Regions from separate parts of the Mus musculus genome. Here region 1 is linked to region 2. The links are chromatin loops, found by intact Hi-C in ENCODE. Cell type or tissue: left cerebral cortex. All regions are shown on one strand. Links, peaks and the distances in the headings refer to the core of each region. The heading gives the core; the rest is flanking DNA.

Region 1 (11,695 bases), core at 1,517-9,516, 190 kb before region 2:
TTTGCTCTGGACACTACCTTGGGTAGTCTCACCAGCAGGGAACACAAGGTGGAGAGCTATAGGAAAAAGAGAACCAAGTTCAAAGCTGTCAGGCAAGCGTTGGGTGCAGTTTCTCCTCATGGCCAGCAGAGGGCAGAGCTGGCTGCTTGCTCATCCAGCTGACGAACTTGACTCAATGCTGAAATTTCCAAGTTCTGGGTATATTGACCTTTGTGCCTCTTAAGCTGGCCCTTGAGATTCAGCCAAAGACATCGATTGAGAAGTTCTTTTTAAGTATCTGAAGTTTGCTAGTTCTGTGTTTTCAAAAACAGTAAAGGTGAAGAGACATTGGTGGGGTCCTGATGTGTATCAACGTGCTGTCTTTTGCACTAAATGGGACTGGAACTAGGATGGCCTCTGATATCACATGGAGCTGGAATCCTCACTTCCAGGTCAGGGCCTGTGTGGCCAGACACTCCCATATGTATTCCTTTTCTTGTCTGGCTAATAGCACTGCTCACTGGATGCTAGTGCCTGAATGACAGGCACCAACAGGCAAACTTGACAGAAATCCCTGTGTAGTTACTGACACTACTGTAGCTAGTGTGCCCTGTGTAGCTGGTGACACTACTGTAGGTAGTGTGCCCTGTGTAGCTAGTGACAGACACTACTCCCCCACTCTGAAGGAATGGCTTGCATTATTATCTCTGTAGGGTGTCCAGATACTTAGCTCAAGGGAACAAGGAGCTGATAGGCACTCGTGTGAAAGAGATGCAGATCCCAGTGACCATCCATGTCCCTGCCTGGTAACAAGCCTGTGAGGGACCACAGCTCACTGCAGCATCCAGCATGGTTCTAAAGATGGACCCGACTGAGACAGAGGGGAAATGAAGACAAGACAAAGACAGACAGACAGAGGCCTGGGATCTGGAGGTCTGGGTTCTCGTCTACCGCAGCACCCGAGACACATGGCCTGTTTACTGTATAAAGTTGGCCATAGAGACAGGGTTACTATGTGTCTCTGGAGAAGGAGGCAGGATCTATGAGGTTGGATCAAGGAGGTGGGCTGCTAATCTGGGAGCACCAGGGTGTGGTGAAAGCTACGGTGGACATTTTCTGCACACACTGTCACCATCCACAATTGCACAAGAGGAGAGCCCGACATACATCTGTGCCTCGCCCCAGGGGAAGGAAGGCCTTGTCTTCCTCTGTGGGTTTGAGACTCTGTGGTCTTTAACATGGCCGTGTCCTTGTCAACAGCACATATTCACTCACAATGTCATGCACCCTACAGCTTACAGCCTGGCTGTGTATGTTCTCCAAGGGGGACAGGCCAGCCTGCAGAAGCTGTCTGCACAGAGTAGGTCATGTGACCCAGCACTGGGTTAGCACCCACCATTGGACCTTGAGTCACTCTACTGGCCAGCAGAGGCTGTGTTCAGTTTACAGTTGTAGAAATGCAGGCCTTGAGAGGGTCCCTCAGGCTTGAGAACGTTGGAGCAGAACAGGTCTGTCTTGCTGTGGGTTGTGCCTTCCTACCACCAAGCTTGATGGAGAACACCCCTGTGATACTTGGTCCCCCCTTCTCTGGACCTCCAGCTCACCTGTCACTGTTAGACTCGAGGTTCCCTTGGCCCCCCTACCAGTGTAGCATCATCAAACCATCAAAGCTGGCTTCCGTCTCTCATCCACACCTCTTCTATCTGCAGCTCGCCTGCCCACTGACTCTGACTCCCCCAGCCCAGCCTCAGCTTCTACCCCACAAATTTGACATCTTCTTATTCCACCTCCATGATCCCCCACCCCCATCCCATCAGCCTGTGCCTCCTCAACAGCAGCCAAAAGGTCCTTTGGAGATACACCTCTGCCTCTGGTTGCTTTGCTCCATTCTTGAACAAGAGGCAAACTCCAAAGAAGACAAGGGGTGATGGGGCTCACGGAACACCAAGCTGGGCCCTGCCAGGAGGGTACAGGACACCAGGCTGGGCCCTGCCTCTTTGCAGGAATGGTAGAAATCTGTGTTATCCTTCCAATGAGCTTTGTCCCGGATCTTCCCTTTACCTGGAGATACCTCCCATGGTCCTGATTGGCTGCTTTCTCATGCCTTTGTTCCCTGAACATCATTTCTTCTCACCAGGCCCACCCCTCCTCCAGGGAGGCCTCCCTCTCAGCCTCATGGCTTGTCTGTGAGTTATCCATAGAGTACTACCAAACCAACGCCAGGCCCCATTTGTTTACTATGCTTCTCTGGGAAATCGCAGGTGTAGCCACACAGACGGTGCTCAGGAAATCTTTGATAGACTGGCAGACACATCTATGAATCAGCACTCTCTGTAAGAATGTAGCCTGCTCGGACAATGTGGGAGTGAACTGGTCCTCCTGTGGGCTTTTCCTTATCTCTTCTGGGTTCACATACTGTGTGTCAGTGTGTGTGTGTGTGTGTGTGTGTGTGTGTGTGTGTGTGTGTGTGTGTGTTTCCAGATGCCCTGGGGCAGCCACATTGGTCCTCAGGGTTACTCTAAGTTGGGGAGAAACAGCTTTAGGTTTTCTAACCCAGGATACCGTTGTTCACTTGATTCTGAAGGGGGGACAGGTAGGCTGCCAGGTGAGAGCCTCAGCAGGTGAGAGGGGAAATCCAAGTGCTCTTCAGACCCAACATCAGCCTAACACCTCCATGCACATTTTAAAGGAAAAAAGAAAACTTTTCTAAAATAACTGGCGTACTACAAAGCTCACCCCTGTAGCATGTAGACGTCTGTGGATTTTTAGTGAATGTAGAGTCAGGAAACTGTTCCCACAGGCCAATTTTAGATTATCCTGAGTATCTGGGGTTACCTCAAGGAAACCGTGCACCCATTTGGCTATAATCTCCTTCCTGTTCTGCTCACTGCCCTGTCCTGGGCACCCACAAAGCCTCACTTTTATCCTTCAATGCCTCTTTGCAATGGGGTCAGAAGAGAGAGAACATCTCATGCTGTCTTCTCTCGTGCGTGTGTCTCCTGGCCTGCCACGATGCTTACATCTCACTCTTTTTCTTGGAGATAGGTTTTCACTGTCTAGCCCCTAGCTGGGGTGGCTCCAAAGTCATGAATTCCACCCCAGTCAGCCTCTGGAATGTGGGGATTACAGGTGGGAGCCACCATATGACACTAATCAGTTGACAGATGGCTGGTTTGCTTGTGTTTTTGGACCACCATGAAGGGTGGTCTCCTGCTCAGTCTTGAGGTGCATCTAGTTCATTTATTCCAGAGAGTTTATGGAAAGGAGGGAGGGAGGGAGGGAGGGAGGGAGGGAGGGAGGGAGGGAGGGAGGGAGGGAGGGAGGGAGGGAAAGAAGAGGAGATTGAGCTCCCACTCCAGATTACTGAGGCCGGGAACTTCTTGGACAGGGATCTGCACACCAACCAGGAAGCCACATCCTTACAATGTGTGTGCCAGCCAGGGTCTGAGAATGACCTAGTCTACAATTTAAGGCTCTCCTGCCTAGTGTGTGCCCAGTGATCAGAAAGAGTGGGTTTTCTATGCTGCTTTGAATTTTAGAACTTTATTTTGGAACTTGAGCCATCATCTGCCCAAGAGTGAAGTCTAAGCACTTTTCCTATTTCTTGCAGTATCCCCTGGGCATCTTCCAACCCAGCGAGGTGACACAGCAAGGTCCCCGACCCTTATAAGACTTTCCTTTCCTAGTTTTTCCCACTGCAGGGGAGAGGAGTTGCCAGCTCACCTCCAAGCTCCTCCTAGGAAAGGGAGAAAGGCTTCCTTAGGCAAGGGGGAGGGAACTTCCTTGCTGTTCCCTCTAGTCCTTGGTCCCCTCAGTTTCCTTAAAGGTGAAACTCCCTGACAGGCACCTATGCCTATGGGCTAAGGAATGGATAGAGGGGAAGAGAGTAGTGCCCCACAGGTCCTGACCAGGCACTTGATGCTGCCCCCTTTTCGTTGTGGATAGGTGAGCATAGGGAAGACCATGTCATAACCATCTCCAAGAGGAGGGCCAGGAAAACCAGCCGCCAGGATCTGCCTGGAGAGTGCCTTCAAGGGAGGCACCGCCCTCGCCTCAGGGCTCCTCCTTTCCTGTTGGTGGAGGGCGGGGTGGGAGGAAAGACTGGGGAGGGGGGAGAGGGCATGTGGCTGCTTTCTGTCCTAGAGCCCCAGGTATGGTGGTGGGCGGATCATAACCTACGATCCAGTCCATATGTCTCCCCGGCCTCTGACAGTCCAGGTATTTGAGACCCCTCCCCATCACCACTCATTCTCACTCCCAGCTTCGTGACGTCATGCTCCTCCCATGGCATGATGGGAGAATCCTAATGTTTTCCAACAGATGCTCCAAGAACAGCTTTCAGATTAAAGCAATTGCAAGAGCAAAGATTCTCCTTTTTCCCTTTTTTTCGGGGGGGTGGGGGGTGGGGTGGGGGGAGGGAGCACCCCCAGACATTCCTGGACATCTCCCCCAGCCCCAAGCACGCCATAAACACTGACAAGAAAAAGTTTTTATTTCCTGGTTCAACTTTTTTTTTTCCCCTGGAATATAAGCAGAAGAATGGGAATAAATACGAATAAATAACAAAGCGAGGCCGCGCAAGCCGGGATGCGCCTGGCTGCAGCCTGCAAGGCTTTTGTCTCCCCACCCTGAAGCCAGCCTGGCGTCCTCCTCCGTTCTTTTTCTTTCCTGGTCCCTTTTGCTTTTCCTTTTAAAAAAGACGCCCTCTCCAGCCCCCTCGCCGGTGACCTTGGCCGCCTAGGATGCTCTGATTCCGCATCTCCCTCCAACTTGCCCCTGCGTCGCCTTTCCCATGGCCGCATCCGAGGACGGCAGCAGCTGCCTTGTGTCGCGGGGCCGCTCGCAGAGTGACCCCAGCTTCCTCAGCGACTCCTCAGCCACCTCCACGGACGCCGGGGAGAACCCAGGTACTGGGCCCGGCGGGGGCGGCCAGGCGGGGTGGGGGAGACACGAGGCAGGTGGCATGGGGACCATGTCCCCACGCGCCACAGCTCCCCCCGCCCCCGCCTTTACTGGGGGGGACAGCGATCCGATTCAGGTGCCACGAGGGCCCGTGATTCCTGTCCCCAGCAAACAGGGCTGCCTCGGAGCCCTTTGTCCAGAGAGGAACCGCTTTGCTGGTAGAGCTAGGTATTCTGCAGTGTGCTCTGTTGGCTGGCTGCTGGTCTTTGAACCCCCAGTAGGGAGTGCCATGGTGGGCAGCTGACTGACCAGTGGAAGGGTCTTCGTGTCACCTCCGCCCAGGGCTGGTGCCTACTCTGCCCTCTGTCCAGGCCCTTCTATGGTCCTGTACAGGGTCCCCACCCGAAGGATCAGGGCAGCAGTACACTCCTGCAGCCACCGTGCCCAAGGCTGTCAATGGGCACCAGGACTCCAGCCAGGTCTGGCGCACCTGGGCGCGCCCGCCTCCCGGGACAGGTGTGCTGGACAGAGCTGCTGTGGGGAAATGAAGGGTGTGAGGCCAACGGGCATTGCCGGGGTTTCTTTCTGCTCTGTGTCCACTCTTCCACATTCAAGGCAATGTGGATTGTTTAGGTGATAAACAGGTCACAGAGGCATCTATGTGGCTTGATTGATGACTTTCCTTGGGACCAAGAAAGGCCTAATGAAGCAGGAGGGGGTGGGCTGTGTGCTCTGTCACCATGGAGACGCAGGAAGCAAAGTGATCATTAAAACCTTTCTCCACCAGAAGGCAATTTTCACTTCTGGGGAGAAGTCAGAGCTTCTGAAATGGATCTTTCAAAAAAAAAAAAAAAATCAGAGCTGGTGTGTGTGTCAAGTGGAGGGGCTCAGTTCTGTGTCTTCATGAGGTGCAATCCCTCTTAGTTGCTGTTTGATAACACCTTGCCTTGCCTTCCTTTGTACACTTCTCTTTAAATCCAAGGACTCATGAATGGGGGCTGAATGGTGTTAAATGATTGTTAAATAATGGCATTAAATCCCAGGGGCCAGCAAAGACTGCCTTTGTAGGGAGAGATTCCATAAGAGCTATACTGCCCAGAAAACCCCCTTTTAAAAAGTAGCTCTGAGGGACCCAAAGTGGAAGAGTGAGGGGGAGGACGGAAGGAGCTGAAGGGGATTGCAATCTCACAGGAAGAACAGCAATATCAACTAACTGGACCCCCACGAGCTCCCAGGAACTAAACCACCAACTACAGAGTACATATGGAGGGAGCCATGGCTCCTTGGTCCTGTGGAGGCCCCAGTGTAGGGGGATGCTAGAGTAGTGAGGTGGGAATTGGGGGGGGAGTGGATAGGGGAGTACCCTCATAGAGGTAAAGGGCAGTGGGGATGGGATGAGAGGTTTTGTGGAGGGGAAACCAGGAAGGCAACAACATTTGAAATGTAAATAAAATGCAATAACCAACATAAATAAATAAACAAAAATAAAGTAGCTCTGTGGGTACCAGGACCTGTTATGGAAATTTTAAGCCATAAACCCACCGAGTCTTATAAGATGTCTTTGTTAGGACTTTGGCAGAGTCAGTCACATCTGCTCACCTCAATGTGCCAGGAGAGGGAGTCCCTGACTCTAGGAGGGCAAGTTGATTTCCATAGTTTCCAGGGCAGGCTGCAGCAAGCAGACCCTTAAGTCATTAATGAAGTCTTCCCTTAGTCCTGTGTAACACCCATGGCAGATAGCTTTCCTAGCTCTCAGAGATACTGTGGAAGGTGAATGGTCCCTTACCAGACAACTACTTCCACTCCTTTGTCTCTTTGGCAGTAAAAAGAGGCAAACTTGAAATGATGGTGGATTTAGCTCTTTGGCTGTCCATGAGCTGATGCATCCGTGGGAGGCAGTAACAGGTTTGGCAGGTGGGCTGCTATCTGTCCACGAGGGAGCAGGGAGGAGGGCTCCGACGCCCAGGATGAAATCTAGCATGGGAGGACATGTGCTGGAGCCGTCGACAGGTTAGAATGGTTAGAATGGAGCCAAGCGAGCAGCTATGGGGGAGTGAAAAGTCTAAAACTCTATGAACTGTAGGGCCAGGTATTGAGCATCTGTGGATTGTGTTCAGCAGTGGAGTTCTGGCCAAAGAGAAAATCTTCAGGTTGAGAGACATCCACAAACCTGAAACAGTAAGGGTGGGGTGTGGAAGGTGCTTGCATATGTGGAAGGTTGTGGGAGACAAGCTAAATGTGATGTACCACCTGACTGCCTGGGATGTGCCAGGGCTTCCAGAGAGTCTGATGTTCTAGTCAGTTCTTGTCACAGCCCTTCATTTGACCCTCCATGCAGGTTCCCTTCCCTCTGGCTACCTGCTGCTCTAGCTGGGCACTCCTGAATGCTGAACCCAGCCAGTAGCGGCACAATGGCCAGATTCAGGTACATAGAAGAATGGCCTACCTCCATCTAGAGTCTTTGTTTTTATAAAACAGTCCTAAATTGCTTTTACCCTTCCTCAAGGCATTTTGAATTTAACGACATTCTCTTAGTCAAATCTCAAAAACGTTCTTGGAAAACCAAGCTCAGGCTGCTTTGGCCCCTCGTTCTCCCCATCAGTACTACCTTGTAGTCCCCCACTCTGATATTTGCTCTTCCCTTCCTGATACAGGACCAGATGGGTGGAAAACAGCCACAGGGGTGTGGCATGTGGGCAAGTCTTCACTGTGTGATCTAATTGCCTTGGCTATGGGGAGCTTACCATACCACTGTGTCTATGTCTGTTTAGAGAACTCTCGCCCTGAGGAGATGTAACTGAATGGCTAGTCCTTCCCTCTAGAAAACCAATGACTGATCTAGACACAATTCTATCAAAATCTAATATGGAAAAACCTGAGAGTTTATTGGGTTTCCTTACAGAACATAGATGAGTGGCTACTTACGGGAATGTCGGCAACTTCAAAACAGCTCCACTACCAGAGGATCTAACCCCAGCATGGATAACAACTGCATGGCCAACCGTCCAGGGTGGATGAATGGAGTTCTTTACCCCTCCATGGTCTCATATACTGTAGCACTTCCCAAGGCTACAAGGTCACATTTCATTAAGGACGTAGGACAGAATTATATACAACTAACAGGGAGAGGAGGAGAGGAGGGGCTGGGATCTCAGGTCGGAGTTCATTAGCCCTCTAGCCCCTCCTCTGTAAGAGAATCTTTGCAGTCAATGCACCTGACCTCAGGGGTCTTTTGCAGATAGTCCCAGTAGATGGGACAGAGATAATACCTGTTGTACTCAGAGGACAGCATTTCCCAGCCGCCTCCTCTCTGTAAGCAGTCATGCAGCGATAGTCTGAGGAATGTGCTTTCTAGTTTAGCTGTGAGGAGTTGTGTTGTGTCCCGTGTTTACCCATGGTGGATAACATGGTGCTGGTGTCCTGAGCAAAGTCTGATTAGTGCTCTTATGATAGCCGGATGCCAGCTCATGGGATCTCCGAGCCATAGGAGTCCACACTTGTTACGGTGATGACATTGCCCTTTCTGCTCAGTATATACTGTTTCACACTTCTTACGGGAGCTGTTGCAGACGGTGACACTACCTTCTGCCCCAAATCTTGCCAATACCCCAGGTCATGAGTTTGTGTTTCTTAGCACGAAGGGTGACAAATGGGATCTGTGATAACTTGCAATTCCTCAGTTGCACTGAGCGTGTTCTTGTGGCTTCCTCTTGTACAGTTTCTCAGCATCCCCCTCTGTGCCGTGGACCGGCTTGCAGGGCTCAAGTTACTTCCCCCAAGTTGGTTGTCCCTGTGTGTCAATGTCTCAGCTCCAGTCATGGCTCCTTCTGCAATTTGCAGGGTTCTTTTTGTAAATTGTACTTTGTACCTAATCCGGGGTGAGGTTTTCTTCCAGAATGAAACTTGCAACAAGCCATGGAGTGTTCCTACAAGCGTCTCTCCTTCCAAGGATCTCAGAGTCCCCAGGGAATCCAGCTCTTTCTCCTTGAGCTGTCAGGTTTCTGGTCACCCCCTGCACCCCATGCTGTCTTTATATTTCCATCTCCAGCGTTCTCCCGCCTTGTTCGTTCTTCCAGGTGTGTCCTTGTGCTACTCTCGGTCTCCCCTTTGCCCACTTGAAGCTCATCTCCTTGGGCTCCAGATGCCAGGACCACAGACCAGCCCACAGCCACTTGTAATGCCTTTTGGAGTGTTTTCGCGTAGCCTCAGATGGACCTTCATTCAGGCTTTAACATGGAGGGACCATTTGTATAATGAGGCAGTACCTCCAACCAAGTCTTCTCCACTCAGTGATCTTGTCTGTGGTGGTCAGGGTCTCTCTGTGTGGCAGGGCCATCCTGTGATTTTAGGGTATGGAGTGACCCCCTGACCTTTATCCTTTATCAACTGATGAGGTTTGGCATAGGCCAGGTGGGAATGATCCAGGAGGAACTTACAGCTATCTATCTTCTACGGAAGTGGGTCACCTTTGCCTTGTTGCAGACTGATGGAGAGGCACAGCCCTGTAGACTCTGGACGAGGTGCCTGCTTCCTCCATGGTCCATTCCTCCTATAGCTGGGCAGAAGCTCCAGCTGGTTAGAATGTTCTCTTTATCACAGTTTCATCATGGGACAGTCGGTCTTAACACCTTCTCCCACAGCTCTGTATCCAGCTGCCTCTGGCCTCCTGGAAACTTTCACTTGCCCTGTGACCTCCCACTCTGGGCCCTGCCTCCGTTCCCACCCTGGAGACTGCCTCAAGCTTTTTTGTCTCCTTCTCTTTCTTTCTCTCATGTACTCTACAGAAGAGCGAGTCTGTGATGTGCCCATTGGTTCTGGGCACTCCTTCGTCTCTGACCCTCAATGGGGTCCTCTGCCTGGGGGTATCGAGGAGCAAAGGACAGTATAGCTAACAGGGATCACAGCTCTTTCTATTTGTATTCCTCGAGTGTTCTCTTCCTCTGGAGTCCTGAGTTCTGGGAATCTCCCTCTGGCCCCTTGCAGAGCGACTACATGTTTTAATTAGCAGTAGAACTACGCAGTAATTACCTTGTCAGTTTTTCAGGGTTATTAAAAATAAAAACTACATGCTTTATGAAAACAGAGTCTGAAAACTTGCAGTGTTTTCTACTAATTGTGGAAGTGTGGGGTGTCCACACAGAATGTGATTGGATACTTCTGGAGTTCCTGTTCCCTGGCTCACACATAGAAGCCAGTGGCCATGAGCAGTGTTTTAGGTATTGGCCATGGCTGGTTAGAACTGAGCATACTGGATGCAAATATGTCAGAGCACAGCTCCCTTTCTGTCTTCTTGACCACACAGCCCTGCCTTCCCACTTTGATTTGATGGACATCTCACAGCCCCACCTCCCTCCTTTGATCGGATGGACATTTTCTGGCCTGACTGTCACTCTAGCCACTGGTTGCAGGTGACATCTTGAACACACACACAAAACACAGTTAAAATGACAATTGCATTTCTCCACATACATTGGCCCCTTTTCAAGTGTTTGGTAGTCATGTGGCACTATGGTCTCCATGTTGGAAACAGCAGATCTTGAATGTTCTAGTCTGTAGACAGCTTGCTTACCAGTGATGCTCTAAGCCTGGAGGTTCCCTGAAGGACTGACTCCCCAGACTTGACTGGCAGATATGGCAGTATGTTTCTGTGGTCTTGGGTCGCATGCTGGAGGGATTCCCAGTCCTCCTTGGTCTGATTATGTCAAGCAACTTAGTATCTTAAAATTAAAAATTGAAAGATACTGGAGAAACACCTCAGTGGTAGAATGATTGTCAAGTATGCCTAAGGTCCCAGGCTCCCCCTCAGTACTGGAGAGATGGCCTAATGCTGAGTTACTGTCCTGCATTCTGCTGGTCCACAGTGAGGACATTTGTGGGCATAGCTATTAGGCGTCTCCACATCCCAGCATCTCCTGGAATGACCCCATCTGTCATTAACAAGTCTAGGGAAGCTCTGAACCAGTGAAGAGGAAGGTAGGGAGCTGCGATGGACACTGGAGGGCCAGTCCCAGTGCCCTGGTGCCTGGCTCTGTCAGGGTGTTGAGGACAATGTCCCTCAGGGTCAAGTGCTTACCTCACTTACTGATGTCAGGATGATGGGGAGGATAAACATTTCTGTGTTCTGGTCCTCCATATGTCAAAGCCATATGATGTGTGAGCAGCTGACCCCCAGACATTGACTCCAAAGGCTTCGCCATCACCTCTTTCCCTTGCTCGACATTCCTCTGCCCCCAGGTCCTTGATGTGGAAACTGTACTTCTGAGCTTCTATATCCAAGCTTATAGCCAGGACCTGCCCTGAATCTCCACTTTATCTTCTCTCCTAATAGCTATTGGCTGGCATGCTGGTCTTTGGTGAGTGGGTTTAGACACGTGTTTGCTGGTTGTCTTGTTGTGATGAGCTTGTTATCTTTGCCAGTGACCTCGACTTCTAGGGAGAAGTCAGAGCAGACTGAAGACTTCGGCACGGGAACAGGTGGGTGTGTGCAGGCTGGGCTGTCCTAGGGTAAGCAGAGTAGGCAGAGATACCACAAGAATCAAGGCAGCTTGCCTCTAACCAAGTGTGTCAGAGAATTTGAGACCCATTATTTCTAGCTTTGAAATTTTTTTCATCCCATACCCTACAACTCGTTTTGTTCAGGGGCCCAACTGTATTGTCTATAGATAGAATTCACAGTCATGAAAGGAACCTGGCACAGAAGTGGTCCCTAGTGGGGTAGTAACCCAGTAGAGAGCCTCTACCAGGAGCTATCATGATAATCCACATATTTATGGAAGATGTGATATTTAATATTGACAAATTATCCAATTAGGTC
Region 2 (11,695 bases), core at 2,309-10,308:
TGCCCAAAGATGGACATACTATATGAGTTAGGATCCCAAGGTAGATTAAGGCTTGGATACAATGACCTGGGAAGGTTTCACAGGGGAACTGTGTGGGGAGGAGGGGGAGGTAAAAACAGTGCTGCAGCAGACAGAGATGACAGGCACGTGTGTGCTGAGTGCTCTCTTCATGGAGCCATGAGGCTCAGAGAAGGGCAGGGCAAGGCTCCTCCAGGGTTGGCTAGAGATGCCGTGGCTGGGGTGAGAGCACATGAGAAGGCTGGGTGCCACAGAGCCATGTCTGAGGCTTGCTCTAATTTCATACAAAGGCTCCTGTCGTTCTTACATACATGGTGGAAAGATGTTTACATGTAATGACATGGAATGTGTGATAGTAAGAAAAGCACTGAGACCTCTTTGCCCACAAAACCTCATCTCGCTTTGTGCGTTGGCGATCTGTATGTCTTGGGATGGTCTTCGTGGGCAGACAACAGCTTTTGAGAGTGTGATACATTGAGATGTCGTAGGTGTGCATGAGCACGTGACGAGAACGTCCAGAATCACCTTTCCTGGAATTTGGAGTCTCACATGATCTATACAGATGCTCCTGTCCACTGTTCTCATCCCGAGGGACCAGATACCAGTGTTTGTTCCTTCACGGTGGCCGTGGCTTTGTCCCAAGGCAGCAGTCACTCTAGTCTACACTCTGGTTCTGCGAGCTCAGATGTGGTTTGCACGTATGAGTGAAATCAAGGTATCTGTCTTTCTGTGTCTGCCTAATTAACTAAACACAATGATCTCTAGAGCGTTCTGTGGTGGTGTTCCCAGTGTCGTCCTCACAGGAGCTCTGAGGTGTCAGTCTGAAAGAGCATGTGCTGTGGGACCAGAAGTGGCAGCTAGACTGTACTTCTTTGGCAGCTCCCCGCATTGACCTACTCTACCTCAACTTTCCGTCCCCTTTGTAGTTAAGCCTGGTCTGACCCACATCAAGACCTTCTTCCGGGACAGCCATGGTCATAGCTTTGAGTCCCAGCATCCCACTAAACGTGAACAGGGCCCCCCTGGTCAGGCCGTCTGGAGAAGCCTGTGATAGCATTTCTCTCTGGCTTAGTCTGGGTGATCACCTGACAAGTGGAACCCTTAAGCAGGGTCAGAGGAGCTTATATACATTGAGTCCTGCACAACTCAGTGACCACAGCCATTATGTGCAAACAGGCTGGGGCCCTTGCTTCCAGGCTGCAGAACTGAGCACAGAAATGGCCCATTCTTGCTGGATGCCTTTGCCAACTGGAGCCAGGACAAAGTCAGGAGTCACCTCAAGTTTGCATCTCTAGGGAACTCACAGGATAGTAGAAAGGACATGTGAGAGGACAGTGGCTCTTGGCAGATGCACTGTATGGTCCAAGGCTGAAGGTTAGCAGAAAGGCAGAAACTGGACTCCAGGTATCTGAGAGTAAGCAGACAAGCCAGTGCCTGGGTGCTTGGGAGCTAGGGTGGGGCAGGCATGGGTAAAGGACACCAGCATGAACGCCACATGTGCCTTCTGCCCTGCAGTCGTGGAAATGGCACTGGTTTGTGTGTCTCTGTGTCTGTGTGTTTATGTCTGTGTCTATGTGTGTGTGTTAAAGGAGAGAAGTGTGCTGGAGCAGGCTGTGGATCTGTGCGGGAGGAGGGAGGAGGGAGGACTGAGAACTATCTGAGTACCTTAGGGAGGAGGGCATATGTGAAGGAGGAAAGCGTGTCTGAGGCAGAAGTGGAAGTATCTGAAAAAGAGTATGTCTAAAGGAGGGAACCTTCCCTATGTAACAGCTCTTCCTATGGGTTCAGGCCCACAGTGGGGCTGCCAGCAGAGTGGAGACCCAGGCTCTACGCTGTGGGGGACAATAGCCACAATGCTGATGTCTACCTACATTTGGTCTATGCTAATCCTCTTAGCCCTGTACATTGCTGAGGCAGGGGATCACACAGTACAGGCCCAGGATGGGGAGAACATGAACCCTGGTAGCCAGTGGCCAGGGTAGAGCTGAGTCTGGTTTTCAGAAGTTAGTGTGCTGACTCTGGGTACTGGCCTAGCATAGCAGAAGCTTGCCAGCCTTCCACAGACAGGAATGAGGAGGCTCCTCTTTACCCTCAGTACTTACCTGGGCATCGCTGCTGGCTACCTCAATCTCTATACTCCAACCTACCATTTCTCTCTGCCTCCCTGTGCCCTGACTGCCCATTCTTGGAGTCACAGTGCGAGCTATAAGTGACTTTCAGGTTGACAGCCACAGAAATCCACTGAGGGCGTCACTTCCCTATCAGCTCCCCTGCACTCGATCCAACAGGGATTCGTGGATGCCTGGAATCTGTGATGCTTGCCGGCACTGGGTGAAGTACCGTCCTAGCCTGTTCTGTTCCTCCGGCCTTCCAACACTCTCTCCTCTGTGTAGGACTGGATGCTACTGTGTTGCAATATTTCTTTCCTTGGGGCCTTTCAGCCCCATGGTGCTGTACTTAGCTACCCCATCAAGCCTCACTGTAGGGAGTCAGCTCCAGGTGGTAAGTCACTGTCACCAAACCATGGGCAGGGCAGGGCAGCAGCAATGAGAGCCAAGAGCTATGCATCCTACTGGGCAGTGATGCCCCTGGGCCTTCTCTGCACCTCTCAGTGCTCCTGGCCTCCTTGGCTTCCAGAGTTCTTCCGCTAGAGCAATTTCTTGCTGTTTCCTGGCTCCTTGTCCATAAGATGATGGCACCAAAGTGATAGCACTGTCCAGCCTGGATGCTAGTCCGGGGAATGAGAGAAGACCCGGCAACATTCTTTCCATCCTTCACCAACACCTGCCTGTCTGAGCTCACTGGCAACAAGGTGTGACAGGCCCACTGTCATGGAGTTCTAGGACCATGAGTAATGAGCTCCTTCAGCGCCTTCCTTCCCAAGGCTGTGGTGCTACCCACAAAATGTCCTCGTGGTCTGAGTGGCCACTGCATCACAGCCAAGGCATCACTTTCCACTGTGGGAACCTCTCTCTCTAGCCTCAGCCTGCCCATCTGTCCTGAAGATCAGGCTTCTTGTCTCTCCTGCAGCTGCTGCCCCATCTGCTATGGTTCTAGCTCTCCCTGCTTTGGATCCAGCTGTGAGTTCTAATTTTTGTTCCCGGGGCTCTTGTGGCCTGGGTTGAGACCAGGTATTTGGATGTCAGGCTCCCATGCTGTTCCAGTCTCACAGGGTCTCAGATGCGTGGTTTGGGGGGGGGGCAGGGGTGAGACCTCATTAACTCGGGTGCCAGGCTTTGTTCCCCAAACTAAAGCTCAGTTGGTCAAAGCCTCTAAGAACGTTTTCTTTCCAGGGTTTTATACCTGGCCTGGGCAGTACATGCTAGTTAAAAAAAATGCTTCTATCTTAGAGGTGAGCTTTTCCACAAGTTATCTATGGGTACAATACTGTGGGAAGAAGAGTCTGGCCTCCCAGGCCTGGCTTGGCAGATGGGCCAGTAACTTACCAGAGCCAGATGTGCTTGGTCCTGTGAGATTCTTAGAATAGCCAGCCAAGGGGCTTTGTGGCAATTCAGCTGCCCTGGTGTAGCTGACCATAGTCATCGGTGGGGTCCTGGACACAAGTAAAGAGAGGAGAGTCTGAGCAGTTTGACTTTTCCAGGCCCAGGCCAGTGTATTAAGTCCCTCCGGTCTCTGTCTTCTGCTGGGTTGTAGACTTGAAGAATGCCATTTGGGGCTAGGAAGAAGTACCTGACACAGGTGAACACTTCACACAATCAACGCGTGTAATCAGGTATTAGGGAACAAAGTCCTGCTAGGATTGTTTTTCTGAAGAAAATATTTACTTATAAATGTCAGGGAAGGTATGCATTGACAACCTGAATCCTGATTCACAAGGACCTTAAAGCCTTGCCCACAACCATCCTGACCTTACAACCCTTGGCCAGTCATCCTGACCTTACAGCCCTTGGGTATGGCCATCCTTGAGGTGGTGTGAATTCTTGAGAGATTTCTGAATTCCAAGCAAATGTTATGAAGAGCCATTCTACATCGACTCAGTCTCTACAACTCTTTGAAGATCTGTTTAGTCCTCGTTGTGTGTGAGACGTAGGACTCAGAAGAGCCAAGTGCCCTGCCTACGCATACTTAGCCAGGAAATGTCGTGTCCCAAGCTCTGATCACCAGGGTTTGTCCTCCGTCTTCCAAAGCCCGTCGCCTTCTGTTCTGCCATATTGCCTATTATGCCATAACCTGCCTGGATAATCCCTGTCTGCGTGGTGCTTCTTGAGCGGACTCGGGGGAGAACACCTTATTCCATGCCATCATCTCCATGTCATCTCCATGTCATCATCTCCATCCATGTCATCATCTCCCAGCCCAGAACCACACTTGGCACAAGATAGTCTGCTCACATAGCATGCCCTCCAAGACCTGTGGGCTTAACTCCAGCAGATTGTCATGTTGTCTCTCTTTCTTCCCTTGGTCTTCAAGCCCAGCAAATGAGAAGTTAGGAGAGATTCTATCAAGAGTGTAATCTCCTATGGCTGACCCCTTTGTCACCAGGGTCTCAGTGCAACTGCACTTTCCCCAGGTTCCCCTGCCTTGCCTGGTCTCTTATTCCTTGATTCATTTATTCTACGTCCAGGCCACTATGAAATTGCTGGTGATTTTTGTTTCTTGTTCACCTTCCTTTTCTTTTGGATGGTGAGCTCTCCCAAACCTTCCAGGCTCAGCAATGTGTTCACAGGGCTTAGAACAGTATATGATGCATAGCTGGTAGTCCATGGTCATTTGAGAGGGTTTAGGGCCATAGCAGTAGGGAGCAAGGGCCACATTTGGCAGATATTACCTAGGATAGATGGGGAAATGCTTGATTCTGGCTGCCAGCCAGAAGTTGTCAGGGTCCAGGTTCAAATCTCAGGGAACATTAGAAGTAGGGTGGAGGCCACCCCCATCCTGGAAGAGCTGGCAGACAAGGTTCTGGGGAGGCCAAAGCAAACTTGTGCTCCAGTGCAGAGGGAGGTGTGGAGCAGACACACCACGCCCCAAGCTTTGTGCTGGGACAGGGGTTATAAATAGACACGATTTCTGGAGACAGCACTTTTACAGGGGCAAAATGTTATAGCCCCTGACTCTGAGTATTCAGTGCCTCAGCCCTGATGTTTCTCTGTGGTGGCTGAGGATCCGGAAGTAGGAAGGCTTCTGGCTGCAACCCAAGGCCATTATTTTAGATAGAAATAATTGGAGCTTGGCATTGGTTTTGTCTAATTATGCCTCCCTCTCCTGACAAGCCCTTTGTTTATGTTTTGTGGAGTTTTGATGTTTTATTTGGGGAGGGGGGGGGCTGCGTCCTCCAATTCCCTGAGCCAGAGACCATCTGAAAAGGAAATAGTAATTTGTCTTCACACAGAACACTGGCACTCTCGTTGGAGCTGCTGGAGGCAGAGAGGGGAGGAGGGAGGAGGAAGGCAGGCGGGAGGCGCTCGCTGGCGCGCATGCGTGGGCGGCTCCCTTCCCTGTTAGCTGGGAGATCCCCAACTGTCATTGGTGTTAGAGCTGTGTGCTCACTGAAGACAGGCAAGGCTCCTCAGCTGGCCCTGGACACTCCCCCTGGGTGGGGCAGGGCAGAGGAGGCTCCTCTCAGCCTGGCAGGCAACTGGCTGTATTCTTGGGCTGATTTCCTGGTCCTGAGGATGGAGGATGGAGCTGATGCCTGGAAGCAAGGATCTGGGGGCATGGCTGCAACCAGAAGCCTGAACCCCAGCAGTGGTGCTGCCTGCTTCTTCCTAAGCTAGTGGGCAGGGAAAGACTCTCCTGAATGAATCTCTGCACTGCTTCAGCACGCATGTGGCTGGGTGAAGTGTACACACCAGGCAGGGAGCAGGTGGTGATGTGGAGTGCAGCAAGGACTTCCTCAGCGGTGGCTCCGTGGACTGGCTTTCCCGCCCACGGGGAAGTCTGACTTGATTTTGCCAGCAAGAGGCTCTAGTGGTCCACTCTTTTCTACCCTTTGGAAGAAGGTGATCTTGAACTTCAGGGGTGTATGCCAGACACCTCTCACTGCACAGACCTGGGCAGAACTTTCAGGCGGCCACCATGGTGCAAAACATAATCTTAGTGTTTTTCCGCAGAAGGCTGAGCCAGAGACCCGCCGTGGAGGAACTGGAGAGAAGAAATATCCTGAAACGTGAGTAGCAGGAGATTCCTCTAGAGGTTTCCCTCACGTGTGCTAAGGCTGCTGCAGGAATCTGAGCTCTCACAGCCCAGCCCAGCTCTGCAGGTTCCTTTAATCTGAACAGCTAAGAGATTCTGAAAGAAAAACCTTAAAGTGATTGTATTCAGAAAGCTCCTTCTAAAATGAAATAAAAATAGCTCTCTTCCTAGCATAATTAAAGACACTCTTATCTTCAGATTAGCTGGACCTGTTGACCCAAGGGAAATGAATCATTAGCCCTGTGCATGTTGGGTGCTAAGCAGAGCTCCTAGGGAGTTTGCAGTGGGATTCCTAAGGACATTAGAAATTTCAGACCCAGTCACTTGTTCCACCTAGGAGAAATAAACAGCTGGCTCACTGGAGCAGGGAAACTTCCGTGGCTCAGAACTTTGGATTCCAGCACCCTCTGTACCTCTGGCCTTGTTTCCCCAATTAGGCGTGAATCTGGAGTGTACTGAGCCCAGATGTCCAGCAATAATGTCCACTGTATGGAAGTTTCATGGTCTTGGATGATGGAAGGTAGCCAACCCTCAGACGAGCCCTGAGTAGTGCCTGTCTACTAGGACTAGTTTTTAAAGTCTTTTTCCGCAAAATGTGTTGGTCATCCTTGGATCAGTTCAGTGGTGTGACTCTTAAGCTTGTCCCTCGCTGTGTGTTGCACACTCTACTTGCCTGAGTGTTCTTTGTTTGTGATCATCTTTTTAAAAGTTGTAACAGCACCAAGACTGACCTGGTTCTATCAGAGAGGCCAGAGAATCTTGATTTGAACATGCAAGCAAACCCATTCTTCTCTGTCTTAGCCTTAATACTATCCTTAGCCTTAAAACTACCTACCCCCTCTTGTGTAGACTACTGGGGAAATATCTCTCTCTCTCTATATATATATATATATATAGAAAGCCTACATTTGGAGGCCACTGGACTTACTGTACATGCATTAGAGTCTTGATAACTAAACAGAGAATAAGCTTGGAAATGAACAAAGACAGAAAGAACATACACGCGCAAAGAATTCTTTCTTTAAGCTCACGTGGTGGTGCTATTCTGTTCTGTTGCATAGACTGTGGCTGATTTGACACTTGTTCAAGTCAGCAGCCTCAAGCCATATTAAAATATAAAGCTCCTAATGTAAAATTCAAACTTATGCCTTTGATACTATTCAAAACTATGGTCTATGCTTCAACAGGGGATGTTCCAGATTTAGGGTGTACTCCAGGCAGGTGTGCTATTGGCACAGGAAGAAGAAAGTCCCATGGCTCAGACTAGCCTGGTCCCACTCCTCCCCTCCACAGCAGTGTCTTTTCTTTCACGAGGGCAGCCAGGTTCCCCTACCTATGCTTCTAATTGTGTTACTATCTAAAATAAACGGTGGAGTCCTAAAAATAGACTGCCTGGTGAGTGTGAGGAGAGCTAGCAAGTAGCTGGAACTGACTGCACTAGCCTTTAGCATGCTGAGGAAAGTGGATTTTCCTTGTGATGGCCATGGCAACGCATCATAAACACAGTGTCTTTGTCAGCCAGCCAGATTTAGCCTTAGCTCAGAAGCCTTGTTAGCTGTTTGGAGTGGGAGGATCTGAGAAGCCCATTGCTTGACTTGTATGGTTCAGTTTTCTTCTGTGGCAAGGATATGGCTACCACATATGGAACAGCACAGAGCAGCGTAATACGTGTATCTGCGCTTGTGACTGAATGCTGAATGAAGGAGACTTATGAAATGTCAGTGCATCTGACACACACTCAGAATTCTATGTATTTATGGTCTAATTGAATATGATGACTGGGTTCAGTCTCTCTGTGTGTGTTCCTTAATGTTTACCACAAATCTGAGAGTCGTGCTCTCATCCCCATTTTACTATTGAAGCAGCTAAGGCCCTGAGGAAATGTGACATCTTTAACACATGAACATTGGCCTGCCTCTACTGGCTGCCAAGTTCTTAGTCACCACATCAGAAGCAAACACACTTTCCTAGATACCTATGGAAGCTGCACATGGAGCTATCCAAGGTGCTGGACTAATTTCCCCAAACTGTTTTTTTTTGTTTTTGTTTTTGTTTTGTTTTTTGTTTTTTTTTCTTTTTTGTTTGTTTGTTTTTTTAATATACCATGGTAATGGCATTTTCACAAAGGGGTGGGGTGGGTGGGGGGAATCCTGCTTTCTCCTTGGTCTTTTTACAAGGAGACTACATGTGGGGTTTGTCCAGGACCTTTGTAAGGAATCAGAACTACTTCCATGCCATAGCCTCAGCCTCTCAGGGCTGGCCTGATGACATTTTCAGGGTTTCCTGGTTGTTTCACTATTTTGTCACCATAACTTACAACGATGCATTTTTTATTACCACATATGTCTGAAAAAACAAGCATATGATGTGATTGTGTTTTTCTCTAAAATCCCCTAGTCTACTAGCTTTTAAAATAAAAAGACTATTGGAAAGCATACTCAGATGTATTAAACACCCACATAGACAGTTCCCCCAACACAGTAGTGTTTGAAACATACCATTTAAATAAAACCATAGAATGTAAAATTGTATTAGGTGTAGGTTGCAGAATTTCCCTTCCCCAAACATGCTGCTGTTCTGTATGCTGTTGGGTGCGATCTATTTCTTAGGCAGAAGTTCTGTTAAAGCTGACAACCTAAGGCTTTATTTAGCACCTAGAATGCCAGAAATAGAACTACATTCTTTTTTCTCTCTGAAACCCTGGGCCAGGCTTACATTACTACAATATTTCAACATGCTGGCCTACTTTTAGTGGCCAAGTACAGTATGAACACAACCTATGAGGCAAAGTCAATTCTGAGGGTTGTTGGCCCCTTAGAAGGTAGTCATGTCTATGCATGCTTCCACAATGGAAAAGCACCTGGGTTGTAGGAATGTCCATATTTGATATTATGTTGCCCATCATTAGAAGTTCATGTTTTGAGGTAGTTGTCTAAAAGTTCCATTTTACACACTTGTAAAACAGAAAGATAGAAAACCAACTGTGATGACAGTACCACTCAGTGCTGAACACTGGCGTGATTGTCGTGCTATGGAAACTATATGTTCCATGTTTTCCTAGATATAAGTATACAGAGAAGATAGTCAAGTGGCATGGAGACCAATAGACAGCTATTCCACAGAAGCAAACAGTAGCAAAAATATACTTCTTCTGTATAAGGCAGAGACGAATTAGCCTGAAAAGGATGGTCATGTGTGACAGCTTAGGCCAGCAAGTTCTGAGGAGGTTTTGGGAAAGCAACTGCAAACACATAAACTGATATGTCAAATGGTGTCATCTGTAAGGGGCCCTAGGAAAGCCAGTACTTGCGTCCATCCGTAACAAGAAATGCTTAACTTGCTTCTATTTCTCTTTCACAGAAAGGAATGATCAGACAGAGCAGGAAGAAAGGAGAGAAATCAAGCAAAGATTAACAAGAAAGGTACTGTTCTAGTTTGCTGTCTGTTGCTGTGTTAAACACAATAACACAAAGAAATGCGGGGAGGAAAGGGTTCATTTGCTTGTACTTCCAAGTCCTAGTACATCCGTGCGGGGAACTGAGTGGGGAACTAACGCAGAGACCATGAAGAAATGCTGCTTTATGGCTTGCTCAGATTGTTGTATACAACCCAGGGATAGATGCCCAGGGGTGGTACCACCTACAGTGAGCTGGACCCTCTCCAATCAATCATCAAGATAATGTCCACACAGACATAAGTCACAGGTCAATCAGATAGAGGAAATTCCTCAATTGGCATTCCCTCTTCCCAGGTGACTGTAACTTATGTCAAACTGACAAAACTAGTCTGCACAGGATTATAATCAAAGCAGTTTATTTTGTAAATAGATGTGGGCTAGAGAAAGCTTCTGCAGCAGTTTGGAAGTGGTAGTGTAAAGCATACTGTGACTTTGTGGGCTTTTCCAGACAACATGGGGTCAGTTGCTCTAAGAGCAGTGCCTTTTGTATATATATCCTAAGGGAATGAGGCCCTAATAGCAATCCATTGGGGAGGCAGTGAAACCCACGTAGCACTTACAATCCCTCCCCAGACGGCAACTGAGCATTTTCTAACACTAAGAAACACATGCCTTTCAGACTTGTCATTCTTAGTTGCCTTCAACGTATCTTGTTCCTTGATTACAGACTACAGGTTGCTGTTGCTTGCTTCTGTGGAATAGCAGTCTGTTGGTCTCCATTCCGCATCTTTAGACTTACAATGGCTAGCCTAGGAAGTAACTCCAGGCTCCTAAGCCTACCTTTCCTCCTGAGCATTTCCACCGTCTGGCTGACTCTCAGCAGAGGCTCATGCTTTGTTGAGCTTGGAGCTAACACAACAGCCTTCCAGCTCTTCCTGAGAGTGGAGGTTAGCATAACAGACTGCTGAACACACGTAATTTAGTCAGCAACTCCATCAACCACTCCGTGACCATGTGCTCTGCCAGGACAGGTGGGCGTTGGAAGAAAGAGATTATGTGAGGATTATTTGATGCATTCTGAAATTACATTAGAAAATATTCACGGTAACTCACAAATACAGTTGTTTATAGATTATTATATACTGCTTACTATAAGAAAACAATGGCGGCATATGATATCTAACTATAATCCTCTTTTATTTTAGCTTAACCAGAGACCCACTGTTGATGAATTGAGAGACAGAAAAATTCTGATCCGTTTCAGTGATTATGTGGAAGTAGCAAGAGCACAGGACTATGACAGGAGGGCAGACAAGCCCTGGACAAGACTGTCAGCAGCAGATAAGGTACACTGCTTTTGTGCAGGTCGAGGAATCACATCGTATGAACAGGCTGGGCTTAGACAGTGTGAACCACTAGGTAAATTATGCCCTACACTGCTGTTTCCATGAAGATAATTTAGGATTAAGTTGAGCTAGGAGACAGTTCTGGTCTGAAAGACATTTGGCAGTATAATAAGACATTTGGGGTTGTCAATGCAAATGGTGTTTGGGATATCCAATGGTTGGGCATGGTGGAGTGCATGAGGATCCCCCTAAGAAATGTCAATTTCCAAATACCATAGATGTGTGAACTGCAAAATTTGGTACAGATGGTATAAAAAAGAATCACATGACCCAAGCACAAGGGGTAAGTGAACATCCATGGTCAAATGCGATCATCTAGGAGGACCTAAGCCCAGGAGTGTGAAGGAGGCTTTTAGAATATTTTTCTTGGAAGAGAAAATTTATACAATCACTTAGTTATTTGTTCTTATAATAACTGGGCTTATGTCCTTCTAGATGATTTGACCATGGATGGTCATGCACTCTGCCATATCCACCCATTGGATATGCCAGACACCATTTGCATTTCTAAGCCTATGCATCAAACTAGAGAAATGCTGTTATAATAGAGTTGGACATGCTCAGATGATCAAAGGGAAAGAATATCTTTAGCAGCTAGTGTTATCTGAATATAGAAGGTTTTCTACACTTCCAATATATATTCCCTCTTGGGCTTTGAAGGGCTCTTATGACAGACAGGCATGATAGAATGTTTAGAGAAGCTAAAAAAAGGCAAGACTAG

The links. A loop is a pair of places that touch in the nucleus more often than their neighbours do. Peaks named below come from ENCODE experiments on the same cell type or tissue, not always from the same donor. Only the 100,000 strongest peaks of a DNase experiment are listed, where the experiment ranks them.
Region 1: a loop joins it to region 2, with 2.0 times the contacts of the local background. A loop is called at or near these places in 10 of 42 quality-filtered maps.

Annotation. Positions count from the first base shown.
Region 1 is chr2:178,137,614-178,149,308 of GRCm38, forward strand. It overlaps Phactr3 (phosphatase and actin regulator 3), which reads left to right and starts at 4,320. Exons shown (of 13, transcript NM_028806.2): 1 at 4,320-4,886. The coding sequence starts at 4,772. In left cerebral cortex, for the core only: CTCF peaks have their summits at 5,214 and 6,480 (motif pointing right); DNase peaks (open chromatin) are centred at 4,027, 4,231, 4,901, 5,429 and 3 more places; H3K4me3 peaks cover 4,003 bases; H3K27ac peaks cover 3,963 bases.
Region 2 is chr2:178,322,049-178,333,743 of GRCm38, forward strand. It overlaps Phactr3 (phosphatase and actin regulator 3), which reads left to right. Exons shown (of 13, transcript NM_028806.2): 9 at 6,090-6,145; 10 at 9,532-9,593; 11 at 10,774-10,914. Among named protein-coding and RNA genes, the nearest start is that of Sycp2, 80 kb to the right of the region's middle. In left cerebral cortex, for the core only: no CTCF peak of the experiment used is centred there; DNase peaks (open chromatin) are centred at 5,476, 5,802 and 7,700; H3K27ac peaks cover 189 bases.